Regions from separate parts of the Homo sapiens genome. Here region 1 is linked to region 2. Evidence: read pairs that join two places in POLR2A ChIA-PET (ENCODE). Cell type or tissue: K562. All regions are shown on one strand. Links, peaks and the distances in the headings refer to the core of each region. The heading gives the core; the rest is flanking DNA. Region 1 overlaps LOC105372948 (a long non-coding RNA gene). Region 2 has its middle 20 kb from the start of MIR650.

What was found. ChIA-PET counts read pairs that join two places held together with the same protein. Peaks named below come from ENCODE experiments on the same cell type or tissue, not always from the same donor. Only the 100,000 strongest peaks of a DNase experiment are listed, where the experiment ranks them.
Region 1: POLR2A ChIA-PET joins it to region 2 with 5 read pairs; 7 of 35 experiments call an interaction of 5 or more read pairs at or near these places.

The regions. Positions count from the first base shown.
Region 1 is chr22:22,855,612-22,860,988 of GRCh38, reverse strand. All of the region lies in intron 2 of LOC105372948 (a long non-coding RNA gene), which reads left to right. It also overlaps IGL, the pseudogene IGLV2-5 and the pseudogene IGLV3-4. Among named protein-coding and RNA genes, the nearest start is that of MIR5571, 28 kb to the left of the region's middle. In K562, for the core only: no CTCF peak of the experiment used is centred there; DNase peaks (open chromatin) are centred at 2,401, 2,468, 4,659, 5,128 and 4 weaker places; H3K27me3 peaks cover 1,458 bases.
Region 2 is chr22:22,800,206-22,805,582 of GRCh38, reverse strand. It overlaps IGL. Among named protein-coding and RNA genes, the nearest start is that of MIR650, 20 kb to the left of the region's middle. In K562, for the core only: no CTCF peak of the experiment used is centred there; DNase peaks (open chromatin) are centred at 1,898 and 3,022; H3K27me3 peaks cover 2,238 bases.

The DNA of each region.
Region 1 (5,377 bases), core at 228-5,227, 55 kb before region 2:
TTGGGTTACTATATCCTTGTAGCATATTTTGAAAACAAGTGGTGTGACACCTGCAGCTTTATTCTTTTTGCTCACTATTGCTTTGGCTATTCAGTGTCTTTTGTAATTCCATATAAATTTCAAGATTGATTTTTTTTTTCTATTTCTGTGAAGAATGACATCGGTGTTTTGATAGGGATTACACTGAATATGTACAATGCTGTGCGTAGTAAGTTTTAAAAAGTTTTATGAATGTACCTCCACTGCCTTCTTGCTTGTATTGTTTCTAATGGGAAAGCTACTCTCATCATTATGGTGTTCACCTGCATCAAACATGTCTTTTCTCTCTGGCTGCTTTTAAGAGCATTTCTCCATCACAGTTTTTTTTTGTTTTTGTTTTTGTTTTTTTTTTTTTTGCAATTTGATTATGGCGGGTGTTGATGTTTTCTTTATGTGTGTGTTTTTTTGTGTATATGATGTCTGTGTGTTTGTGTTTGTGTGTGGGTGTCTGGGTTGTGTTAAACTATGTGAAATCATAAGTTTATAGTTTTCACCAAATTTTGCACGTTTTTCCTTATTTCTTTAAGTGGTTTTTGTACCCTCCCTCTCCCTCCACCAATCTTGTCTCCTTTAGTTCATTTAATTATACAATTAAGGCTCCTTGAAGATGTCGTAAAACTCATTGATGCTCAGTGTAATTTTTTATCTTCTCTTTTTTGGTGTTTCATTTTGAAGAGCTTCATTGTTATATCTTCAGGTTCAGTAATCTATTATTTTGCGGGAGCTAATCTACAATTATTCTCAGACATTTTTTTTTTGAGACGGTGTCATTCTATCACCCAAGCCAAAGTTCAGCGGCATGATCACAGGTCACTGCCATCCTGACCTACAGAGCTCAAGCAATTCTTCCACCACTTCCTAAGTAGCTAGGACCATGGGTGTGCACCATGCATCTATCTGATTTTGTTATTTTTTTGTAGAGACAGGGTCTCCCTGTGTCACCCAGGCTGTTCTCAAACTCCTGGGCTCAAATAATCCTTCTACCATGATCTCCCAAAATGCTGAGATTACAGGCATTAGCCACCATGCCTGGCCCTTATTTATTTATGTATTTATTTTTATCGCGGACATTTTAGAGGTAATTTCTGTAAGTTCAACTTTGATCTTTTTATGTCTACCGTGTCTCCACTTAACATGTTCAATCAATCCCGTACCCTCTTGAGCAAGTGGAAGATAGTTATAAGTATCGCTTTTGTATTCTTCCTACAAAGTCTATCATCTGTGCAATTTCAGGGAGACTTTGGACTGATGAACTTTTCTGCTTTTTATAGCATGTATTTTCTTGGTTCTTGCAAGGAAATCTGATAGGTGCTAGACATTTTGAGTTTTTCCTTGTTGGATTTAGAATATACTTGCACTTCTCTGTCTATTTGGTCTTTTATTCTTGGATTTAGTATAATTACTCGGAAACTTGGTACTTTTTAAAACTTGCTTTTTAACTTACTTAGTTGAGACCAGACCAGCCTATTGTCTAGGCTGACATTTTCTCCAGGACTGAGGCAAAGCTGTTCCGAGGATTCGACCTCATGCTCCTTAACTCAGGCCTTTCCTCTGTGACTGTAGGAACAAGCAGGATTCATATTTTGTGTTTGTGTGTGTGTGTGTGTGTGTGTGTGTGTGTGAGAGAGAGAGAGAGAGAGAGAGAGAAAGAATGCTCTGTGGAGTGTTCCCGCGAGTGTCTTTGGACTGCTGTTTGTCTGAAAATGGAGTTTCCGTCCACACATGTGCTGCTTGATGCTTATTAATATTTGAAGACTCCAGAGTTCTCTCTTTGTACAACTTGCTTTTCTTTGATACTCTTCTCTCTATATTGTTTTCTTGTTGTTGTTTAGTTTTTAATTTTTGGGTTTCTTGGAAAGTTACTCTGAGAGGTTGAATTCCATGCAGTAGGGTTCGGGTATATAGTCCCAGAAAATAAGTGTGGGAGGCTCTTCTGGGAATGTGTTACAATTGAGCACTCAGCAGGAGGCACTTCAAGGTCATCCTGAATTAAAGCATGGCTTTGGAATCTAGGCATCAGGCAATCATTGCTCCCAAACCACATTATGGAGGGGGCACATCCTTGGAAGACACAGTACTCTGCACTCAATGGCATTTTCCAGTGAGAAAAAGCTGTGAGAAGCCAAGGATTCCCTGCGGCCTTGGGTAGATAGTGGGTAAATGACCCCTGATGTCACAGTTGCCATTACAATGGACTTCCCTGTTCACGACATCATGATGCCATGACAGCTGGGATCAAAGGTCTCAGTTAAAGAATGAGGAGTCCAGGGGACTAATCCAGGGCATTTTGGACCAGAGAGCTACCTTAGGTTTGGTCATTAAACAAAAGGAAATCCAGGCAACATGATTACTCAATGGTTATCTTGCTGTGACTGTCCTACCAGTCAGGTCATCTTAAGCCAATTCATACCTAGCTAAACAACACCAGGACAGCTTAGTTTTCAGCCCCAAATTTTCTCCTGACCCACCCTCTGTAGAGCCTTCCTGGATGACTAGAGTGAAAGGTGCCTCGGGGTCACACATCCAGCTGAGCTGGGCTAACCCTGCTCACGACTTTGTCCACAATACTCCTGGGGCTTAAGAAAGAGAGTGATACAGATGGTGATGGGGTTTGTGCCTCACTTCCCTATCTGTCTGTGTCACTATGAATGTGTTTTTATCTCCAGAAAAACAAAAATAGCCTCGTCTTCAACGTGAGCCCCAGTAATGGTCAGTGTGGCTGTTCCCCCTGAGCAGGAACCAGAGAATCGCTCAGTGATCTCTGAGCACAGCTTTCTATCATTGTATACAATGAGATTAGGGGTTTGGACTGACTTGTGTTGGTACCAGTGTGCATAATAGCTTTCTAAGTCCTCTCCATGGCAGGTGATCCTGGCCATCTGTCCCAAAGCCACAGACACTTCAGGCAGCTGAGTCAGCTTAGAGAAGGCCACAAAACCTGCAAGCGAGGACAGGAGAGGTGAGTCTGAAGATGAGGGTCTCATTCTCAGAGTGCCATACCCTGCATCACTGCCGTGATGAGCTGAAAGTCAGGGCCAGGCTGTTCCCTGGTGCTGTGGGGGTTGAGCCCTGGGAAGCAGCACCTGTGCAGAGAGTGAGCAGGGTGAGCAGGAAAGGGGTCCAGGCCATGGTGGAGATGCTTCAGAGTTCTGCCTCTGAGCGCACACCTGAGAAGGGGGTCTCTAGGTCTCTCTTATCATAAGAAGGGGAGACTCATCATGCAAACCTACTTCCTTATCTTATTATCTAGTTAGGTGTCTCTCCACTGAGGGGTGGATGCAGATCTCTTCTCCATTTCCCAGTGCGTCTTTCTGAGCTCCTATGTGGGCCCTGAGCCTGAGGGTTTGGTGTGGCAATTTCCCAAGTTCAGAAGATGGGACACATGGCTGTCATGAGTAGAGAGTGGACTTTACCCAAGAGGATGGGCACCAAAAAAGCATCTTCACCAGAGTGTGGTGGATACAGAGTTGAGTAAGATGTGGCTTCTGGAAACTCCCCCTAATAACATCTGTCCAGATTGGTCTGCACACAGTGGGAGATTCAGATGCATTTAGGATGAGGATGTTCCTGAAAACAGCAGGGACTGCACCAGTCAGGGAGCTCATTGTCACCCTCCCATAATTTAAAAAGCTAGGAAGAGTTGCACCCACTCAGGGACCACAACACACAAGCAAAAGGAAGCTGTCCCTGTCCTGGATGAGAAACCACAGAGCAGGTTTCCTTTGGATTTCATGGTGGGAAAAGAGAGTTGCTGAGGGAGAAGAATTCTCAAGGCTGTGCTTCAGGAAGCCCGTTGCACTGGGTGAGGAAACATCTTCAGAGCAAAAAGGGAGCCTGAGAGCCCAGGGCAGGTTTTCGTCTCAGTTCCCCAAGAACTTGGACCACTGTGGTTAAGTGGCACTGCTTGTATATGAGCAGCACTAATAATCAGCCTCGTCCTCAGCCTGGAGTCCAGAGATGGTCATGGAGGCCGTATTGCCAGACTTGGAGCCAGAGAAACGATCAGGGACCCCTGAGGGCTGAGTATTGACATTGTAGATCATGGGTTTGGGGACTGTGCCTGGGTGCTGTTGGTACCAGGAGACATAGTCATAACTCCCAACATCACTGCTGGTTCCAGTGCAGGAGATGGTGACTGACTGTCCAGGAGACCCGGACACGGAGGGAGGCTGAATCAGGGCAGACTGGGCCCAAGAGCCTGGAAAGAGGGAGAAACACACTCTAGTGAGTCAGTGCTGGGCCCAGGTGAGCCTGAGGAGCAGGAGACCAAGGATCAGCCCAAGGGTCCCCGAGGCCCCTTCCCTGGAGGCGTCACCTGTGCCCTGAGTGAGGAGGTGAGGAGGAGCAGAGCCCAGGCCATGGTGGAGACGTCCCCAGAGCGCTGCCTCCTGAGACCCCAGCACTGGGCCTGCCCCCAGCCTTGTCTTACCCTGATGCCTCAGAGGAGGGCGGGGCCTCCATGCAAATCTGCATCCTAAGCTCCTCTTCTTACCCCACCCTCACCTGGGCCTGGGCCCGTAGACTTCTGTTTCCTTGGACAGTGGGGCTCAGCCAGGGGGATTGAAACTCCTTGACTTGGATTTCCTGAGACTCAGCCCATGACAGTGCCTGGGAAATGGAGCCAGCCTTGGGGGTCCCTGTCCTTCCTGTCCTGTGGTTCACGGTTGGTCCTGGCTGTGGGGTCCCAGGATTTCCCTTCCCTTCTTTGTGGGAGAAGTGTCAGGACAGGGCCCAGAGTGGCTGGGAGACACCCCAGCTCTCCCCTCCCCAGGACCACAGGCCCCACAGGGACCCTTCAGTCCCCTTCAGCCCCCTTCAGCCCTTCTAGGGTGCCTCAGGTTGGCTAATTCCTCCCCGCTCTGTGTCTGCAGACGCCTGAAGCTGCTGCTTGGATAAACCTGGAGTTCATTTATTGGCCCTCGTAGAAATGCATTTATGGGGGCATGACAGATTTAGGACCCCAGAATGCCTCTGTCTCTTTAGGGGGACTTAGGAGGAAGGAGCTCCTAGGACCCACCCAGGGTGAAGCCCAGCAGGGACCTCCCAGGTCCAGGCATGTGCCACCCCCGCCCCCTGGTGGCCTCAGAGGGAGGATCCTGAGGCCCAGGAACCTCCCCTGAGTCATAGCTGACAGCCCCTGCCCTGTCCCTCCTGCCTTTTGGTTCCCTTCACAGCTCAATCCCAGGCCCCTGGTCCCTTCTCATCCCCTCCAGACTCCCCTGACCCAGGGTGGAGGACATCTCCCACACCAGAGCTTCAGATGCTCCTCTTGGCACTTGTTTGCTTTTCCCAGAGGAGTGTCCCACAGGGTTGGTGTCCTTGAGGCAGCTGTGGCTCA
Region 2 (5,377 bases), core at 204-5,203:
AAACCTCAAAAAGTGACTTAAAAAATACAATCTATGGATATGTTCCTTGTTTTTCTTTCCCTTTCTCTGTCTCTGTTTTTGATTGCTTTAAAAAATGGTTCCTTTCTATCTTCATGCCGGCTTAAGTGATGGTTAATTTTAAGTGGCACATTGACTAGGATGTGGTTCCAGGTTGATTTTGTCCAGTACAAACATAGAAGTTTATGTGAAGATATTTTCCAGATGTGACTCACATTTAACTCAGTAGACTTTGTATAAGCAGATTACTCATCACAATGCGGTGGGCCTCATTCATGAGTAGAAAGTGTATAGAGCAGGCCAGGCCTGGTGGCTCACACCTGTAATCCCAGCACTTTGGGAGGCCAAGGAGGCAGGAGGATCACTTGAGGCCAGGAGTTCGAGACCAGCCTGGTCATCATGGAGAAAGCCGGTCTCTACTAAAAATACAAAAATTAGGTGGATGTGATGGTGCACACCTGTAATCCCAGCTACCTGGGAGGATGAGGCACAAGAATCACTTGAAGCTGGGAGGTGGCGATTGCAGTGAGCTGAGATCACACCACTGTAACCCAGCCTGGGTGACAGAGTGAGACTCTGTCTCACAAAAAAAAAAAAAAAAAAAAAGAAAGTGTTTAGGTGTTTAGAGCAAAGAGTGAGGATTTCTTAAGTCCTGTATTGCTGAATTCAGGCTCAGGACGCAACATCAACTCTTACCTGCATTTCCAGCCTTCAGCCTGCCCAAGAGATTTTTATCCTTGTCAGACAGGACAATCCTATGAACCAATTTCTTCTTTTAAGTTTCTCTCTCTCTCTCGATATGCTCACATACATGCATGTGTATATACACATATGTATGTTATACACACATATATATCTTACCAATTTTGTTTCTGTGGATAACCCTAATGTAGCTTATTCGCTCTAATTCTTTTTTGATCAAAAGGTTTGATTTAATGACTACTTTAAGGTTTATGTATATAGAGATCTTATGAAAATCTACCTGCAGTTGTTACACATTCCCATATGAGACCTTGATAACATGTTCTTCACCCACCACAGATTTTGTGCTGTCTTTGTCATATAATTTGCCTTTATTTTCATTATAAATCACAATGTATTTTATTAATTTATCTTTGATCAGTGAACTGTATTTTATTGGCATTAACATAATACAGAGGTTTTCACAAGTATCTATGTAGTTACTGTACCTGATATTTAATTTTTTTATTTCCTTTTTTTTTTTTTAATAGAGACAGATTCTTAATATGTTGCCCAGGCTGGACTGCAGTGGTATGATCATACCTCACATCAGCCTCAAACTCCTGTGCTCAAGCAATACTCCTGCCTCAGTCTCCCAAAGTGCTGAAATTACAGACATGAGCCACTGGGCCCAGCCTGATGTTTTCACTTTTTTGTGTAAATTCACATTTCAATGTGACATCACTTTCCTTCTGTCTAGGGATATCCTTTACCCTTCTAATAGCAACAGTCTGGTGGTGAACAATTCTGTGAGTTTTTAAATGTCAGCAAAACTTTCATTTATTCACCATTTTTGAAAAATACTGCATGAAGGGGAATATGGGGAAAAGTGAATTTTAAAAATAGACCAAGATTTGATTAAGCTTTTCACCAAAGAAGATATACAGATAACAAGCACCTGAAAAGATGCTCAGCCTGATGTTGCTAAGAAAATACAAGTTAAAAAATTAATAAGAATCGCTACAGATCTATTAGAGTGGCTTTAAACAAAAACTGACAATAATATTGAGTGTTAATGAGGATGCACACAACTACAGTTCTCATAAATGGCTGGGGACATGTCAAGATCCATGTTGCCTCCTCAGGCAGAGCCCCATGACAGTCCCCTGAGGCAGGGGTGCAGGGTGCAATGGCACTCACTGGATGCAGTCATCTCAGCCCGACCCCTCTCTCAGGGCCGTTTTCCTGCCTGGGCTGTTCTGGTCTCTCCCAGTGTAGTCCCCACAGGCTGGTGTGGTGGAAACAGATTGATGACTTATCAAAATGGCCTCAATCATGGCCTGCATCTGCCTCTGCCTAAGGGTGTCTTGAGGGAGGACATCTGGGATGATGAAATTTGAAAGGGGGAGAGTCAACATTCTCAGGGTCAATGGAGATGACATAGGGCTTCTCACTCTCAGTCCTTGAAGAGGAAGGGGAGGGGGTATGTTTTGGCCTCACTTCTTGGTCTGTGTCACTGTGGCTCACCCATCCTCACCATCAAACATGTGGCTCTCTCCACAGTGATACTCGGCCTCATCCTCAGATTGGAGGTTGAAGATAATTAAGTAGCATTCAGCCCCAGGGCTGGAGCCCAATAAGTGACTGGGGATCCTGTTCCCCTTGCTGTTGCTGCCATTACTCTTAACCTCCATTATACACTAGGGGGACCTCCTTGGTCTCTGTTGATACTATTCACTGGTGTAGGTGACCTTGGCTGAGGCTCACAGCCAGGCAGATGCAGACGGGGGCTGGGTCAGCACAGACAGAGCACAGAGACCTGGAAACATATAATTTCATGAATGATGCTGAATGCACAGGAGAACTGGAAAGAATGCCACTGAGGACCAGTGCTGGGGGGAAATAGCAGTGAAAGGGTTTCCCTGAATTCTCTGGATGCTCCAACCTGTGGAGAATATGAAGGGCAGGAGGTAGAAGGAGACACAGGCCGTGGTGGGAGGCACTTCCGAGAGCTCTGATCGAGGCTGCCCAGTGGAGCCTGGACACAACCAGCTCCTATCTTATCCTCTTCTTGAAGCTCAAGAAGGAAGGAGCATTGAATCCAAATCTGTTCTCTATTCCCAAGCGTGTCTGTCTGAGCTCATAGCTGAGCCCTGGAGCTGATGGCCTCAGGGTAGTCATTTCTCAAAGGCAGGAGAAGGGCCAAGTGGGTGTCAGGAGTGGAGAGTGGATTGTACTCAAAAAGACTGGACCTGAAAGGAAACATCAGTCACACCCTTTGCACGTGAGCTCTACTGGGGGACTTGGAGCTATTAGCATCCCCAAACAATACACCCACAGTGCCTCCTGCTGTCCACAGGAGGAATGCCATCCTCCATGTATCACTAGATTATGCAAAACAACTACTTATGAGACCTTAATATATTCAGAGTCTTTGGTGAGTGTTTTATAGGCACAACCATGACTGGATATTTATAATAACCCTTCCTCAGCCCTATGCTTATGGCATAACCTCTCCTCAAGTTTACTGATGACAGAACCAACATTGAAAGATTACACAATGACAGAAGTGAGTGGAGTCAAGATTCCATGCAGGAGATGCACCTCAGAGCCTGAACTTCAGCTTCTTCCTGCCCTGCTTCCTTTCTTCCCATGAGTCTCCTCCTCCCACCTCATCCCAGGACCCCGGACCCCTCTGATCACAACCCTCTCTTCTTTAATCAGGTGCACTGTCTTTGATGGGTTCTGTGGACAGAGGTAGGGACACTTCCTCTGTTCACCCCATGACAGATAACAAAAAAGCACATGTCAGCAGTGACACTGGGACATCCAGATGTCTGCTTGGCTCCTTGTGCCAGTCATATCCCCAGAAAAATTTGGGATCAGGATTTTATTTCTAAGAAGGTCAAGGCTGTTGAATTAGGACAGCTGTAACACTAGATACTGAAGTCTTTTAATTTAATAAACATAATTGACAAGAAAGTATTCCTTAATTAATATTCTAAGTATATGTATTAGTTTTCAGACCTAGGACTGTTGAGGCTGTGATGAAAGTAATTCAATCACAACATGATGTTGTATTATAAATAGAAAAGACGTGTGAAGTCCTGCGATGATCTCGGAGACAGACAGAAGTCTCTATGTGCTGATTTCCTGGAGTTTGGTCTAAAGAGACAACTGAGATAAGATGAGGCCACAGGTCACCAATACGCCTGCTCCTGTACCTGGCTGAGCACATCACTCGCAGTTCCTCCACACGCTTACCAACCTAAGAATCCACTCCTCCTGTCACTGGGCATCTCAGGGTCTCCTCCCAGGACCCTGCCGGCCACTCATGCAGGCCAGTTCCTTTTCTTGTGGGTCCTGATGCAGCATTGGATGTAACTTGCTAAGACTATCCTGGGAGATGGACACATCACCAGAATGTGTTCCAGGAGAACTACAGCAAAACCACTTTGTCTTGTCCAGATTCGCTGTGATGCACATTACTCTCCCAGTTGCATCTCTAGAACTGGCCTTGTTTGTAAATTCCTGATTCTGGGAAGAAGCACCCAGTTCTGCAGAAACTGTCAAGGTGATCTGCCCAAAGTGAACAATCAGTTTGTGACCTGTGACCGTGCACAGTGGGCAGTGTGGAGGTTGAGATGGGCATGGGGGGACTGCCAGTCAATAGGGCAGGTCTTGTGCCACTGAGGGGAGGAGACCCTGGGGAGAGAGAGCAGGGGCATCTCCCACTGTTTTCCTGTAAGTCAGTCCACTGAGGCACAAAAGCGAGTTGAATAAGATCTTAAGATGCAAAGACCACAGCAGAGCTGGGGCTCAGGACAGTCAGGACCTGCAGCTTTAGGAGAAAAGCTGATAAGCCTAGTGTCCCAGGGAGACTGTCAGGGAGGCAGCTGCATTTAGCCCCACCCACTGGAGAAAGATTCTTGATTCCATGAATCAAGAATTTCCAGCCTGGCTGGGAGCCCATGGAAGCAACTCTTATCCATGTGTCAGGGATTTGCTCACTCTGGTGATGGCCAGAGAGCATGGGTGGATCCTGGATATTCAGGGAATATTGACAGCTGGCCCATGACAGAGACAATGTTACAAATTTACATTGTAGGCTCCCCCCCGCCGAATTGATATTGAAGTCCTCAGCCCCAGAACCTCAAAATGGGATCTTATATGGGAATGGGGTGGTTACAGATGTAATGGGTTAACATGACATCATACTGAAGTAGAGTGGGCTCCCAATCCAACAGGAGCGGTGTTGTTATAAAAGGGGGAAATGGCTGAATGCAGTGGCTCAGGCTTGTAATCCCAGCACTTTGGGAGGCTGAGGCAGGTGGATCACCTGAGGTCAGGAATTCGAGACCAACCTGGCCAACCTGATGAAACCCCATCTTTACTAAAAATATGAAAATTAGCTGAAGGTGGTGGCAGGCATCTGTAATCCCAGCTACTTGGGAGGCTGAGGCAGGAGAATCACTTGAACCTGGGAGGCAGAGGTTGCAGTGAGCCAAGGTCATGCCACTGCACTCCAGCCTGGGCGACAGAGCGAGATTCGATCTCAAAACAAAACAACAACAGCAAAAAACAAACAAACAAAAAACCGAGGAAACATGGTCAGAGACACACATAGGGAAAATGCCATATGAACATGGAGGCAGAGATTGGGGTGTTTGTCTGTAAT